2 separate regions of the Mus musculus genome follow, and region 1 is linked to region 2. A link is a loop called in an ENCODE intact Hi-C map of the cell type or tissue named here. Cell type or tissue: left cerebral cortex. All regions are shown on one strand.

Region 1 (8,000 bases), 130 kb after region 2:
TATGGCTTTCTTGGCTATTGGAATCCCCAGTCTCTCACCCAAGCTGCACAGAGAGCGCACTTTCCCAGCCACTCCATGTCCTCTGAAGACCTTTCTAGCTATTGTTACTGGGCCAGTTGTCAAGTCTCTTAATGAGGAAAACATAGAGACACAGTCACCAGTGTTCGAGCTCCGGGCTCTGTTTCTACAAACTCTAGCATCATGGACAGAAAACGCTTTAAAGCAGAAACAAAAACAACCCACTGCCTATACTAAGCACGCCCAGATGTTTCCCCTTGTCACGATTCCCTAAGCGATTTAGTCTAACAGCCATGGACAAAGCCTTTACTATATAGTGTAAGCATGGAGTGCTGCTCTCAAGTCTCAAAGGAGCTGAATGGGTTCTCCATCAGCACTGGGCCACTTTCTACAAGAAGCAAGAATATCTTTTAACCTTGGTACATCGGGGTCATGTAGCCACACTACTCTGACCAGTGTGTGGACATCAGAGTGACTGCAGTCAAATGCCCTCAAACATGGGGTGCACACATACACCCTCACTCAGAGCTGAGTTCTCATGCTGACCCCCGGGGGGCTTTTTTTCCTCATCCCTGACTTCAAGATAGCTTATCAAAGGGGCTGGCAAGAAGGCTCAATCGATAAGAACAGTTGTCACCAAACCTTAGAACCTGAGTTTGATTACTGGACCCTACTTGGTGAGCACTGTGGTGTGCATGTCTACATGCACACATGTATGCACACATACACGTACAAGTGTGCACTTGTGCATACAAAGACGAAGTAAGTAGTGAAAGACTTAAAAGGTTGACAGCGCTTTACTCAAATCTTAAGAGTGTTTTGGGAGTGAAGTGTAGTCACCAAGGAAGGAAAAAAACAACAGAGGGGAAAAAAAAAAAACGCTCTCCTTAACACTTTATCAGGAGAGAAAGAAACTTTAGATGGTAGACTAGAGAAAATCCCGTACAACAGGAAGCTCTTCATTATGGGTTCCAGCGCCAGGCACGATGACAATGTCAGGGCAATCTGACCGAGTTAAAGAAAGAGGGATGGAGCTTTGTGGATACTTGAGATGTTAAAAGTCAACCCCCACTTCTAAAGTGGCCCCTTGGTCCCGAAGTTCAAACCACAGCATGCAATTTTAGAAAGCAAATACGAAGTCTGATATACTTTGCAGGGTTTTTGTTTTTCAGGCAGTAGAGAAAAGGGTTGCCAAGGGGCACGGGGATGAGGACCACACGCTGGCACTTGAGGTAGCTTTGTCCATGGGTACCCATGCTTCGTGGAGTGCTGTAGGGGACAGCTTCAACCCACACATATTCATAAGGGAACACATAAAGCTTTTTAAAAACAATCCCTTCAAGGTGGAAAACCGTTCACTGAAAATACAGAGCAGTTGTCCCCTGGGAAGCACACGCCGATGTAAGGGCTTATAAATGATTTTAATATTCTGATGGCAAAAGCCAGCAGCCAAGGAAACAACTCATGGGAGGTACAGACTTAAATCTAAGCACCTAACATAGAGAAATCTTGAGTTTCACCTCAGGCAGCCTGGGAAGTAGAAGACAGGAGCCTGTTTGCCACCTCCGGGGGTCTGCATCCCACAGTCCCATCATCAGTATATGAATGTGACAATCAGCTTTGTGAGACGATGGCTCTGATGTGCTAAGTCCTTCCATAGCCCATGTACAAAATTACAGAACAACATATAGCCCTAACAGACCTTGGGGACCAAGTCAGACAAGCCTAGAATCCTGGAACTCAGAGGCCACTGGAACAAAATGCCTGTTCCCCAAAGACAGTTTAGTATATCAGAGGTTTAAAAAAAAAGTCAAAGGAAGTGCTACAAGGACAGAAAATTGTGGGGTGGTATGCAGGACATCCCCAGGAAAAGTGTCACCCCAAGGCATTTCCACTTCAGAGGCCCAGGCTTGTTTTATTGACTAGTTTATCATGGAAACAGTCAAGTGAGCTGAACATCAGGGGGTGTGCATCCATCTACAGCCCTCATTTATTATTGAAGCCCATCTCACGCTCCTGGAGCCCCCTTCTCTGCCATCACACGGCCACCCACACACCACTTATAGCCCCAGTCCCAGGCCACACCCCCTCTGTCTCTAGTGTCTCTCATACACAGGAAGAGGGTTTGCGTCACAACCGCATCCTACAGAAGATGATTCAACCCAGTCTGCAGTTCCAGGAGGTTACAAACCCCATGAACTCAAGGAGTTGCAGCCAGCTCCGGCTTCTCCATTCTGGAAGAGATTCTAACTGCTCTGACCCACAGAAACCTGAATTAGCTCGTGCCTCCCTCAGACCAGGCTCTGGGCTGTCAAGAGTAGTTTAAAGCATCTTTCAGCAATGGCAAGAGAGCCATATGTGACTCCTTTTTACCTGCTTCTTTCCCTAACAGATGTGTTCTCTTCTCCCTCTACTCCTGTCACCCTTACTAGTGTGAACGGACTCCAGAGATATACAAAACCATGATGGGCAGAGAAAAACTATTGTGGGCAGGTAACATATAACACGGAGCAAAGGCTTCATGTGCCATCTTACTGGGACAGGCTAGGGTATCCTCTCTTATTGAATGGATGTGCATTGAGGTCACCCAATTGGCTGGGTGAGATACACCTGTTTACTATCTCCACCTGTGTGTGATTTCTGACAAACTTGAGGCAAGACTCTGAGTGAACACTGGGAGACAAAAACCTACTGACCAGGCCCGTTTGGGTCTATCAGATCATAAAAGAGGCCATCTTTCCAACCTAGTGCATATTCGTTCAGTCACACTGCTTCCAAAGAGTAGCAAGCTGTCTCATATAGTGAGATCCAAAGTAACACCTAAACCCGCAAAGAGGCAGAATGCCCTGAAGCACCAGGATGCAACAACTTCCTCACTGGCACCAACATACAACCCGCAGGTGACGTTCACAGACACCAACACTTGCACACAAGAAGACTCCTCAAATGACCAAACATTATCCTGCTTTTGGGTTTGAATGAAAATTAGCTTTGAAAGCTTCTGCACACTGCAGTCTCCTCTCTGGGCCTACTCTAGCCCCTCCCAAGCCCCACCCCCGCCCCATGCTCTGTGGTCCTTAAAGACCAACAACCATGCAATGAACATAGACCAAACAACTCATAGCCACCCACAACACACGTCATGCTAGCCAACACCACACAAAGGCTTGGTGACTTGTCCTTAGGACACAACAGGAGTGGGCAAGGACTCCCCTCCTATTATTAGAGTCAGAGCTGAGCCACCCACAGATCTGCATGTGGCTCCAGCATCATGACAATGTCTCCATCTTCCTCTTGAAGACCACTGGCCAAGTTCCATGTATGCTTTCTCTTCCCAAAGAGCTACGAAAACACTTGAACATCAGGGACAGAGGAAAAGTATCCTCGGTGGGTAGGGTATGCTCGAGAGAATACAAGCCATGTGGCCTAAGTCATCCACCATCCGGATGCTGTGCTCAAAACCACAATCCTCTCTCACATGAGAGTCGGCGCTCTCCCCAAGTAGTGTGATACAAACACCTGTGCCCTACCTCAATCAAGAAGTCCCCGGTCCTTAGTCCGGCTTGCCATGCCACCCCACCTTCATCCACGGACTCCAGGTACTGCAGGGCTGGAAATGCTGGCGTGGGTGTGAATTCCTCAATGGGGGTATCGGCTAGGAAGACAAAGAAATACTGTGTTTGAGTCTGGGGGATGTTTTCCAAGTTGGTCATCCCACCTGCCCACGGGACTCTGGGAGGAAGAGGGTCACAGCATTCCCTATTGGGAGGCAGTGGTCCTGGCTGGCTTGTCCCAGAGAGGGGCTCCTTACTCACATGCACATTGGTACTAATGTAAGCTATGAAGCCAGGTGCATGCCAGTGTCCCCTCACGCCTCCTGGCCGCTCTGCCGAAACCATGGAATAAAGTGGTCTGCGGAACATGTCTATATGTCTGTCATTTTCTTTAAAAGTATCAATGACTAAACATTTTCAGTTCTAAAAATGGAAAAGTTCCTTCCCCAGCCACACAGAGCTAGGGAAAGACCATACCGAAACCGCCTGCCAGTTTCACAGCTATACAGACTTGCAACCCAGGGGATTCAACTTGGAACAGGGACAGAGAACAATGTTGACCCAGTGGGTGGCTGCTGATTTGGAATCTGCTCTGAACTCTCTCCAGGGGGGAACCTGGCTTTCTATGACCATCACATGACCACCATGCCTCTCAGCGGAGCAAGGCTGGGCTTCTGGGGCCCATGAGGCTGCTGAAGGACTCTCTTGGTCCTCCTGAGAGGCTGGGGGTGGGTGGGTGGGTGGGTGGGAAGGTGTGATGCCCAGATTGGGGGAGGGGAAGGCGCATCACACAGGCATGGACCTGTACCCTGGGGGTGGAGAAGACTCTGCTCTTCTCTTTTTGGATGGATTGCTGTGGGCGGTCAGAGCCCGTGGCAGGTGGGCAAGCTAGCCAGGGAAGGATGCCTCCTGCACAGGTAACTGCCACATGGCTGACCTCCACCTGCCTCAGGCAGACGCCTCTTCTAGAGCAAGCTGATGCCATTTTGCTGTAGTTTGGAAGGGAAGCCCCAGACTAGGGGCCAGCGTGGGGCACTGCTTTGAGATGTATCCCAGAGCCTCCCACTCCCAGGCCACAGGGTGTGGGGTGCTGCCAGCTTAGTTGACAGTAGAGGGGACCTTCTTTTCTCCTTGCCTTTGCAAAGTCACCTTAGAGGTGAGTTGGCAGACACCTGCCACCCTTAGAGCTGAAACCCATCCCCAGCACAGGCCAGCTTCCGGGTGCCTCAAACTTGGGCTGGGCCATTCTGAGTATCAGACACCAGGAGCTTTGAGAGTCAGCACTCTGTGACTAAACTGAAGCCCAAGCTGCAGGGTCTCCCCAGGATTGGGAGAAAGAGGTGGGGGGGGGAGGGAGGGAGAGCAGCTCATTTGGAGCAGTACTGTAGATGGAAAATTAAAAACATGCCTGCAGGAAGCCTAGATGTTTTCTGAGGAAGGCAGAATGTTAAAGAGCATCGTTGTCTAGCAACCAAGTGCCCCCAGGAAAATGCTTGTTTCATGCTTATTTCCAAGCTGGGGAAGGTTCTTCATACAAGCCTGTGTACAACACACACACATACACACACACACACACACTGTGGAAAGGGATCCCAGAACACTCACCTTTTGCCCCTCGGAGCACAAATCCAAAGCCCTCGTTGTCCTTCTTTTGCAGGACCACCGTCTTGTCCTCAATAATGCAGTCACTGTAGAGAGAATTCCGGGGATAGCGACCATTATTGTAACCGGTCATCATCACGGTGGCTGCTCCACCGCCGGGGACGCTCATCATCACAGCCAATTAATCACCCAGCTCAGATCCAGGCAGCATGGAGGAGCCTGGGCAGCAGCTCGGTGCAGGAGGAGCTGGGGGTGGGGGGGTAGCAGGATGGGCGAGCGGGGCACAGTGGGATGTGGAGGGGGGCGGCGGGCGCGGGAGCCAGCCAGGGGAAGGAGTCATGGATGCTGGAGGGGCTGCCCAGGCCGCTGGGGGAGCAGGGGGCCCAGCTCAAGGGACCCGGGGGCCGGCCAGGACACCGCCGCCCAGAGCAAAGAAAGTAAGTGGCCCGGGTGGTGGCGGCGGCGGCAGAGGCAGCAGCGTGGTGAAGGAGGTCCCCAGGCCTGTCTCGGCCAGACGCATCTTCCAGGGAAGCAGAAGAAATCAGCCGGAGGAATAACCAAGACAGCTGCTTTGCTATTTCTTGAAGGGGCTTAAAGAGGAGATCGGGTTCTCTCCGTTTGTTCTGTGCACGAGCCAGCAGCAGGCACTGGGGATGCAGAGACCTGTGCTTTGCAGCCAGCGCCCCCTCCCTCCCTCTCCCCCGTCCTAGGGAATGTAGTGTGCAGCAGGAGCCCCCACAGTCATCTGATGAGCCCACAGTGCGACCGGCGCGGCTGCCTGGGCGTCATCCCGCGCAGAGCAGAGGAGCCGCAGGCTGGGCTGGTGGCCGGCGGGAGGGGGAGCCGCCAGCTCTGTGTCTCTCCCCGCCATGGAGGCCAACGCTGAGGGGTGAGGGAGTGAGGGGCTCAGGCCATTTCAGTCCTACCAGAGCCAAGGAGGGCAGCGGCTCCCTCCTGAGGAAGATGCCTTGCTGAGGACAGCGAGGGCAGCAGCATCCCCACTGCAAGGAAGACCAAGAACCACCGGGCTCACCTCTTTGTATAGCATTTCCATTTTTAAAGGAAACAGACTAAAAAGCCCCAACTTTGCTGTTCCGGCCAAAGCTGCCTGTCACCAACATTAACAGAACTCTGACTGTCCACCTAGAGGTGCGCACAGGGGACACAGGATGAAAAGATGCTGCCTAATAAATTGAGAGCCACCAACTCTGGCCCTTGTCGGCCGTTTTTTGGTGGCTGCTCTGGGGCAGGAGACAGTGCTGTCTGTATCCCAGATTCAGCCATTGCCCCCGCCCCCCGGAAGTAAGTCAGAAGGCAGGAAGTCTGGGGGTTGAGGGCTGGAGAAGGAGGGAGAGGGCTTTCTTCTGTAGAGTCCCAGTAGGAGGACACAGGACATGGTGGGCAGAAATCACAACAGGAGTAGCTGAGCCCCAGACACTGAAGAAGAGGGCTGTGGATAGAACATGGGTTGGGAGTGAAGAACAGTGACGGCTCTGAGTCCCAGAGTGGTGCCAGTCAGTTCTCTAGGGCTTTGGGTCTACAGGAGGCATGGGACTTAGGTAGGGTCTGGCCTGCAGATAGCAGTCAACTAGAACAGGGCACCCTGGAGCTGTAGGAGCAGGAAAGCCCCTTCTAACCAGTCTAGCAGGCCTGGCCAACCTTTTGTCACTGTGACATTATGTTGACATTCTCAATTACAAAGTTCACACAATGAAGTTACAAGAAAAAAAAAATATGGCAAAACAATCTTACAATGTTTGAGTAAGTATAAAATTTTGGGTTGGCCCTATTCAAAGCTGCCTTGGGGTGCATGTGGCCAGTGGTCTGCTGGTTAGACACACCTGGAAACAGGTGAGGACAGAGTGGTGGCTTTTCAAGGTTCCCAATGGGCAAGCAAGACTGATAGTGTCGAGTTCACAGAAGTCACTCAACAGTTACCCATCACCGGGTTATCCTAATAATGTCCCAGGGAGAATCTGTGTTCTGGGAATTTGCTATGGGGGGAGGTAACAGAGGCTGGGCAGTGACATAATCTGCAAACACAGTGGTCTAGGTAGGATGACTAGTCACAGAAGTCTGAGAAGGTGGCTGAGAAGCTCACCTAAAACCTTGCTCTGTCTACTGACATATCCTGCCAGCCTCCTGGATCCTGCTATGTGAGACCCTTTCTACTCAGTTCTCAAAGCCCCCTGTGCCAGCAGATCCCACAGGGGTGATGAGAGCCTATGGGTGAGTCATTGGGCTGGCCTGTAGGAAGTGACAGACCCTTTGGTCCGCTGCGTCCCATATTGACAGGCTGTAAGGACAGCTCACAGTCACTTGGGGCTGCTGTGGTTGGATGCCATTATACCCATGATAGTGTGGTTTAGTGACAAGGCTCCAGGGAACCCCTTTCAAGTGTGGTCAGTAACTGGAGAGGCTCTGGCTAGCAGCCAGGACCTCCATCACATTAATGGTTCGAAGGAGAGCTAGGGTAGGGAGGGACTTGTTGCTGTGGATTCGGGCACTTTACAAGACACTGGGTGAAGCAAGTTTATGCCAGACCCTTCAATCTTTGAACTTTCGTGCCCACCCTAGGTATCTGGAATATAGACTCAGGTCCCTTATTGGACACCCTTTTCCTTTCTCCTCCAACTTTCACATAGGAAGCTACCTGTCTCAGCCCCAGTGCTCCCTCAGTGGTTAAACAGTAGAAATCCTGTGGCTTCTTTATGTCCCTTCTTAGCCACAAGGGTTTCTCTGAGACCTTGGTGCTCAGTCCAGCCCAGCCCAGCCCAGCCCAGCCCAGCCCAGCCCAGCCCAGCACCCCATTCTCTCTGTGTGCTT
Region 2 (8,000 bases):
CAGGGCCAGCCCTACTTCAGAATTGGGACGTAGGGTTGGAAGAGATTTTCCCTGGATGCTCAGGGCACAGAGGTTGCTAGTGTGTCCCAGGGTAAGTTCTGCAGGTGGCCTCTTCATAGGGAACCTTGCCTACCACTGACTGGAAGGTTTGACAGCAGGCTTCAGGGTATAGCAGTGCACTCCCTGCAGGCAGAGACTTGCTGGCAGGGTCGTCTGTCCCTATTACCATAGCAGACAGAAGGTCCTTTTCCCAGTGGTGTCCTTCCTGCTACATTTGGGTAAGTGAAGTCCTCAGAATAGGGAGAGACAGGTTCAACTCTCACAGAGCCTATCAGGCCTGCTGTAGGTGGGTGACTTGCACTGGGAGGAGGTCCTGAGTGACTAGGAAGTTCTTCTCACCCATCTATCTGGGGGTGGTCATTCTATGAAATGTGTTCTCTGACCATGTTAGTCAGGGCTGCTGAAGACTTTCTAGTCACACACCTAGGAAGGTGAAGCCTCTCTCTAAGCACTGCTTCCTGCTCTATTGCCAAACTGCAGACAACCACCAGGTTAAAGAAAGTAGGTGTGTCTCTTGACCTGGGCTCACCCACGTGAATGTAGACACACCACACACCTCTCATTTCTGGAAAGGTCCATCCTGCCATGGGCACAAGCTAGACTGAAATGGCTGAGAGTTTAGCCCCGCCTTCATGCCCTGCATAAAACTGGTAAGAACTGAGGGCTCCCCAGTCCACCTCATAACTGTCAGGGTGGGGATTCTGGGTGTGATGTCACAGGGCCTGCTTTGAGCTAAACTCCTTACTATGGTGTCAGTCCACTGAACTTTAGGGACCCCTTACTTAGTTCCCTTGCAGGGCACATACATACTAGCAGACTAGGACCTCCTCAGATCATAAGTGAGGGGAAAGAGTCTGAGGCAACATACAGTTGTCCCTGGACCTTCCACTGCCTCTTTCTCTTCCTGGGATGTTGTTTGTTTTCTTAGCCTGCTGTGTGTCTGGATGAAGCCATTAGCAGGTGACCTCTCTGTTCTATGGACTATTCCTACTAGGGCTAGCAATGATTACTTCAAATATTGGACATTGCAGGGGAGACCTGGACATTGCAGGTGTGAGTTCAGTGGACTAGGACTCTGCTGTGGGTGGGAGCACTGGACCTGCAGCAGTGGCTTCTGGGAACTGTAGGTACCTGTAAGTCCAAGAGTGCCCTCCCACCAAAGTTTGCTCAGAGAGCCTGTCCCTGCAGTGTGCGGGTCATCTTAACAGGACTGAGGCAGCTCATGAAGTTAAGGTCCTGAAGCCCATCTGGGCTTTGCAGCTTTCGGGGGAACTCTAAAGATTCAGCTTTAGTTAGTCATGGAGAGGTGGGCCAGGGACATGTTAAGGGTCTGCAGAACATGCTATGTCACCCAACGATTTCCTGGTTGTAGGGTAAGCCATTCCAGGTTCAGCCTGGATAAGCATTGAAGTTGCCCAGGGGCTCTTTGCAACTGGGGAGGGGGGCACATTTCTAGCATGTGATACTTCAGGATGGGGGAGGCAGGGGGTGTCCTACAGGAGCTCCTGAGTGCCAGTAAGGCAGTGAAGGATTGGGAGGGAGCTGTGAAGTTCTGTGCCCAGCACTGGCCTGACCCTTATTTTGGAGCCATGTGGTTGGCATGCCAGTCCCCTGAGGGCCAGCAGATACCCAGGCACTGCTCTGAAGGGTCTCTAAGCCAGCACCCTGGACTGGGCTGGCCTTCTGGTCAGGACGGATTCAGCCAGCAGGCAGCTGAATCTGGGAAGCAGAGGTAGGAGCAGAGACAGTGACACACGGGGGGGGGGGGGGGGGGGGACGGGACGGACACACAAATCTGGTCAGGCCGCCGCACTTACTTCTGCTCAGCATGACCCTCTTCTGCAAACAGCACCATGGGAGCAAATGGAAACGACACAGGGAACGGTTGAGACCACACTGCAGAACTGACTGGAAAGCAAGGAGAGGCAGCAGCCTCCTCACGGGTGGAAACATGGTAGGTTGAACCCTGGCTGAACAATGCACCTCAGAGCCCTCTTGGCAGGCAGCCCAGGGGGCTTGGGGCAGGCACTCATACGAGCAAGGGAACTACTCTTTGCCTTCTCTGGCGTGCCATGAGGCACTGCGGAAGAAAGAAAGGATCTCTGACAAGTGGCCCACAGCTATTTCCCTCACTTGGCTTTGACTTGGAAAGAATGAATCTTGTTCCCAGTGGACCCAGGCCAACCTGCCCAGGCTAGGGCTCTGTATCACGTTTACACCCCAACATGGTGACCAGCCTAGTGGCTAATGGCATGGATCTGGTCCGGCCACATGCTTGGGGCTTACCGGTACCCCACCCAGCATGACAACTGCTGAGTTAAGTTGGACTGGTCTGCCTGCCGGCTTTGCTCTGCACCTTCTGGGTAGCCTGCCTCCTTCCTGGTGAATCACACAGTGATGACTCACAGGATCCTCCCGTGTGCGCAGATCATTATGTTGCTAGGCAACGGCGGGGCTGCTGGGCGGCATATACAGAAGTCTGTTACCCTGATTTAGAATAGATACACACTCACAAACACCCGCCTCTGGGAGGATCATCTCTAGCCTGCTTTTAAAATCAAATTCATTTAAAAAATGTGAGAATTAAGAAACAAAACAAAACCAGCCCAAGAGCGAATCCAGCTGCTCACAGACGCTCTTCACCTGTCTTTCCTGGCAGGAGCTGATGAGCTGGGGAGATGGAAGGGCAACCAGACTCACACTGTGGTTACTCAGTTTGAACCTGAGCAGAGGTGTGGGCCAGAGGCTCCTCAGGGGCCAGCACTAATGCTAGGGTTCTGAGGCATGGACCCTCAGTCCCAGGCTCCCCTCTGTATGAGCCACTAAATTCTAAGCTATTTGTCTTCCCTCCTTCCTCCCCCCTCTCTCTCCTCTTTTTAGTGACTTGAGACAGAGTCTCACTGTAGCCCCAGGTTATTTTAGAACTTATCAAAATCCCCCTGCCTCAGCCTCCCTAGCGTTGGCATTACAGGTATAGAACCCCATTGGGCATCAGCCTGCTTTCTTATGAAGCTGCTCTGCCTATCTAGGCTTCCACAAATGGGGCACGGGAAGGAGAGCCAGGTCATGTGTTTGCCTGAGTCTCAGAAGTTGGGACCCCCTCAGCACTTCTGATCCTGGTGCCTTGCAGTCACCACAGGCTCAGAGAACTGTGAGGACTCTGCTCACTCCACGCCTCTCTCCAGAATGGGAACAGAATACATAACCACAGAAGGAATGGCTGTGGGACACTGCCTGCTTTCCTGCCGAGGAAGCTGTCTCAGGCTCAGCACACTTGTCTGGGTTCCCACCCTGCTCACAAGTTGCCAGGACAGGAAGGCACCTACTTTCAGGAAGAACTGTTTACCTGTGATAGGATCTTGTCAAAAGAGGGATGAGACCAAGAGAGAAGACTTGACGGGTCTAGAGAGACGGCTTAGTGGTTTAGAGCACTGGCTGCTTTTGTAGAGGACCCAGGTTCATTTCCCAGAACCCACACACATGGTTCAACCATCTGTAACTCCAGTTCCAGAGGATCCAGTGCCCTCTTCTGCCCCTGCAAGTGCTACCTGTAAATGGCGTACGTACACACACACACACACACACACACACACACACACACACACAAGCAAGCAAAACATCCACTGCACATACAAATAGATAAATATGTTCTAAAAAGGAGACCTGCCGTTTGTTTGGTGGTCAAAGGAAGAGACTCTGGCAGACTAGTCACCTTAATATGTGGATAGTGGCAGGAAGTGCCAGGCTGTCCCCAGCAGGGCTCACCTCACTACTGAGTGCTGCTCCCTGGCAGTGCCATCACCCTCCTGCTTTGCTTGGTGACTGAGGTACCAGAGCTGTGTGGCAGTGCAGAGAGCTTGAGACGTCATGAAACAGAAGCCCATGCTCTAGGACCAGGTGGTCACAGCAGTTTAACAATCGTATTGATTAATACTGGTGACCCAGCTGAGAGCCAGAGGACAATGGCCAGGGTCGGAGGACTGCCCTGGGAGGACAGCAGGGGTGGCAGGGATTGAGTGAAGCCCCATCAGCACCTGGAGCGCTGCCTGCCCAGGGACCTTGGGTGTCTGTACCTCCTCAGTACCACTGTTTCTTTCCTGTGTGCTTCAGAAAGGTGAAGGCCGAACTCTGCCCCTTGTGGACTCACCACAAAGTGCTGGCAGTAGAGTGTACACCACACCCTTGGAGAGGAGCCATGGGGACTCCCTGGAGCACTCCCTACCCTGTGCTCTAGGGGGAGATGAACGCAAGCTGAGGTTTTTCCAAGGATGCTGGAAGAGAACAGGTTTCATCCTGTTGAGTGATGTGATGGCTGGTCTCTGGTCACAGCCAGCTTGAGGAGTCAGTGCTTATAGACAGGCAGCCGGGTCTAGCTCTCCAGTGTCTCCAAGGTACCTCTTGTCTCTAGCAACAGAAACCACCTGTCTTCAGCACAGACCTTGAAAGCATCTTCCTCATGTGACACGCATCCCGGGAGTGTCAACAAACTGGAGTCCACTCCTGGTAAGCCATGATAAGTCTGTGCGTGGTTTTCATCCCTTGGATGCAATCCTGTGTCCCCACAGCCTGCCCACTCCCCTGCCTGGTGGGTTGACGCTGACTCCCCCCACGGGCATGGAGAGTCTGATCTGGCCTAGCCTCACATGCTCCACCCATCATGTCCTGGGCTCCATGCTTCTGGTTTCTGCATAACTGGTTCCGGTGTGAACTTTAGGTCACTGAAATACCCTTCCTCTGAGTGCCAGCTCCATCCTAGTTCTGCCCTTTTGGAGCCTGGTCTTCTCCGTGGTACTTGTTACATATAGTTCTGTTGTTTCGTTTTGGCCATTTCTCACCTCAAGAGCTGGCATTCCCCAAGGGAACACTGGCTATGCTTTCTTAACAGGGACGTGCTTCTCTTAAATGACAAATTCTGAGTGCCATATGGCGCCTGGTGTCCTGGGCCATCAACAAGCTGCCTGAGTGGATGACAATGACTACGTTTCCCAGCTGTGGAGGACTGTACTGCAGAATCCTCTGTGGTGATGTCCTCTTGTCTCTTCTTTCTTGGGCTTGGTACTGGGCTGTAGACAGTGGTAGCAGCTTAGTAAACTCCCTACCATGGCTCGTCATTGGCCCTATGCACTTTAACCAGGACACCTAAGTGCTCTGCTTAGATCCATGAAGCAGTAAAAATGTGTGTCAGGCCTGCTGCCTCCACTGTGGGCCAGATTCAGATGACAGGAGGCTCTGAAAGCCAAAAGCCCTGTCCAACTGAAGGACATGCCAAGGTTACCCATGAAATGTTTGCATATCCATGTTTGCATACGCCACACCCTCGGAGAGGAGCGGTGGGGACTCCCTGGAGCACTCCCTACCCTGTGCTCTAGGGGGAGATGAACGCAAGCTGAGGTTTTCCCAAGGATGCTGGAAGAGAACAGGTTTCAGCATCAGGCCTATAGCCAGAATTGCTCACGGCTTTGCACCATGGTCTTTCAGTGGCTCTGATATCATACACTAACATATACACAAATATATTGAAAGAGAGTTCCAGCTGACTTTTTCAATATATTTGTAGTTAAATATGTCTAAATTCCACACTGTCTTGATCTTGGGGTCAGTCTACTGGGTATACTAAACCCCGGGTATCCTAAAGTTAGATTGCTTACACCCCAGGAAGCAAATGCCAGGCCTTCTAACTCTCTGCTCTTCCTGGATCCTGTCCTGGTGCCAGCATAAGACGAGGTCTCTTGGAGCTGCCAAGTAGCAAAAGGCCCATTATTTCAATTTACAAGCACAGCAAAGCTCTTGCCCATGTGGTGGAACCACTGAGGAACACGCTGAGAGCCAGGCTTTCCTTGGTGAGCAGTCATGCTTGAGGAAACAGGGTCTCTCTGCCTTAATGTGTGTCACGTCAGAGAGCATGGCCAGCTTTCAGTTATCTCTTGAAACCTTCATTTTCTTTCTCTCCTTTTGATTCTGAACCTCATTTGGCCCAGGGTGGTCCACAACTTAACTTTTAGAAGCATTTACAAGTGGCATTAGCAAGATGCTCAGACTGAGTGAATCTCTAGTTGTCATCCTGGGCCTGGCAGTGAAGGCAACGGAGAGGTGTCTGAGCAATGTAGGCAAGAGGCCAGTGCACCAAGGCAAGAGGCAGAGCTCGGTCACCTGCATATCCCATACAGGATGCATGCATGGTTCTGTGAACGGCTACCCCAGCCTGTGGCCCTCTGTGTCTCGCAGTTGCTGCTGGCATCCCAGGACCCTAAGCCCATGCCCAACCCAGTGCAATCCTTAGATTTGAAAAGGAGGGTCAGAGGCCTGTGTTTCCTCTACTGCTTGAGGTCAACAACAGTCATCTCTCCCCTCATTAGCAGGGGAGTTCTAGGTCTAATGGCGGTTCCTTTCTTCCCAGGAGCTCAGTCTTGTAGATGGTCTTCAGTGGTGATCCCTTTTTCCGAAGCCAACCCCCAGCCTCAGCTTCTAGAACCTTCCCATACAGTCCCTTTGACTCTTTGCCTCAGATTTCTCTCTCTGCTGGTTGATGGCCACGTTGCTGGTACCTATGTGACAGAATGGCCAATGTTTGTTGGTCCTTTGTAGGCGTTGGCTAAAGTCCTTGCTCTGAGAGGTCTGCGCCAGGAATAGACTGGCTGGGTGGAGCCAGTTTTTGAGTGCTAGTGATGCTCTCTCTGAGCACCCAGCCCACATCTGGCACCTACCTGGAGTAGGGAAAGACAATAGTCCCAGCCCCCAGTGGAGGGTAAGTCTCCTTCCCTCTCCTGGGAGCCACCAGACATTGTCTAACCAGAAAAAGAAAGGCAGCAAGGGTCATCTGCTGCGATTCAGAATTCCCCTGCAACCCCCCCCCCCCCCCCCGCACCTTCCCAATGCCAGCGGCCACCTCAGCTTTTCTCCTGTTGAAGACTGGGCAGCTATTGTAACCTCACTTTTAGAGAGAGGCTGCAATACCTGCTCGGCCTCTCTGAAGAATGGACTTAACACACAGGATCATGCTGCCCAGTCGTGAGGGACGCCACCCCAAGGGCTTGCAAATATTACTTTCACAAGAGGCTGTGGCATAAAAGACTCTATAGAGGAAAAATATGAACCAAGCATATTCCAAGGTTGCTGTGAGACTCCTGGACATGTTTAAAATATGCAGGTGTGTGGTTACCCCACCTCCCACCCACCAGAGTGGAGGGTTTCTGCAGGCCCGCCCAAGCTAGCAGGGAGCCACGGGAGCTTGCTTCTGCACACCACCTGTAGCAGGTTTCCCATTACCAAGCGGTGGCATCCGCACACTTCTTTACAACAGCCGCCAATCAGTATTTCTCAAAGGAGTTAAGGAGCCGTCCAAGTCCTCCATTTACAACCACACCAAAAGGTAACAGGAAGAATTGTGGCTCACAGCCCAAACCTCAAGACTCAGATGCAGTGTGATGTCCCTGATTAATGGGCTCGGTTGTTTGAATCAGATGCCTGCCCAGCGGGAGAATAAAGAAAGACTTCATTAGTCAAACCGATGAAACCTGAGCTCAACTGTCAGCCAGAGAGGCTGAGCACTACACACACGGAAGCGGAAAGACAGCACGAGTGTACATCACACAAGGAACAAAAACAGAAAGGCCATGAGTGAGGGTGGGGCCTGCAAGGCTGCCGAGTACCATCCTGAAACCACACAGGGGGCTGTTCTAGAACCTTCTGTTTGGACTTAGGAAGAATGTGTTTATTCTACCCCCCCCCCCATCCCAATGAAGGTAGCTTGTTAAGCCCTACGTGAGGCTGGAAACGGCCCATCGGGCGCAGCTGGCAGTGATTTCTTTGTGACGTCTGCCCCTGGGTGGGGTGATGCAGCAGAGGGGCAGGTGTTCATCCAGAGCAATGACCCAGCTCCTTCCAAATCCTCAACCCCAAGGGGGATTAAGGGAGAGGGAATGGTACACCCATGTTCAGAC

Evidence for each region. Peaks named below come from ENCODE experiments on the same cell type or tissue, not always from the same donor. Only the 100,000 strongest peaks of a DNase experiment are listed, where the experiment ranks them.
Region 1: it touches region 2 in a loop (5-fold over the local background); 4 of 42 quality-filtered maps call a loop at or near these places.

The regions. Positions count from the first base shown.
Region 1 is chr7:144,282,315-144,290,314 of GRCm38, reverse strand. It overlaps Shank2 (SH3 and multiple ankyrin repeat domains 2), which reads right to left. Exons shown (of 16, transcript NM_001113373.3): 6 at 5,178-5,260; 7 at 3,549-3,673. Among named protein-coding and RNA genes, the nearest start is that of Shank2, 110 kb to the right of the region's middle. In left cerebral cortex, CTCF peaks have their summits at 535 and 6,313; DNase peaks (open chromatin) are centred at 4,347, 5,322, 5,903, 6,483 and 5 more places; H3K4me3 peaks cover 5,433 bases; H3K27ac peaks cover 3,504 bases.
Region 2 is chr7:144,412,237-144,420,236 of GRCm38, reverse strand. All of the region lies in intron 15 of Shank2 (SH3 and multiple ankyrin repeat domains 2), which reads right to left. It overlaps Gm34621 (a long non-coding RNA gene), which reads left to right and starts at 726. Exons shown (of 4, transcript XR_003946689.1): 1 at 726-1,792; 2 at 1,910-2,014; 3 at 4,469-4,563; 4 at 4,946-5,171. In left cerebral cortex, CTCF peaks have their summits at 4,236 and 5,400; DNase peaks (open chromatin) are centred at 5,392, 5,783, 7,337, 7,454 and 5 more places; H3K27ac peaks cover 5,987 bases.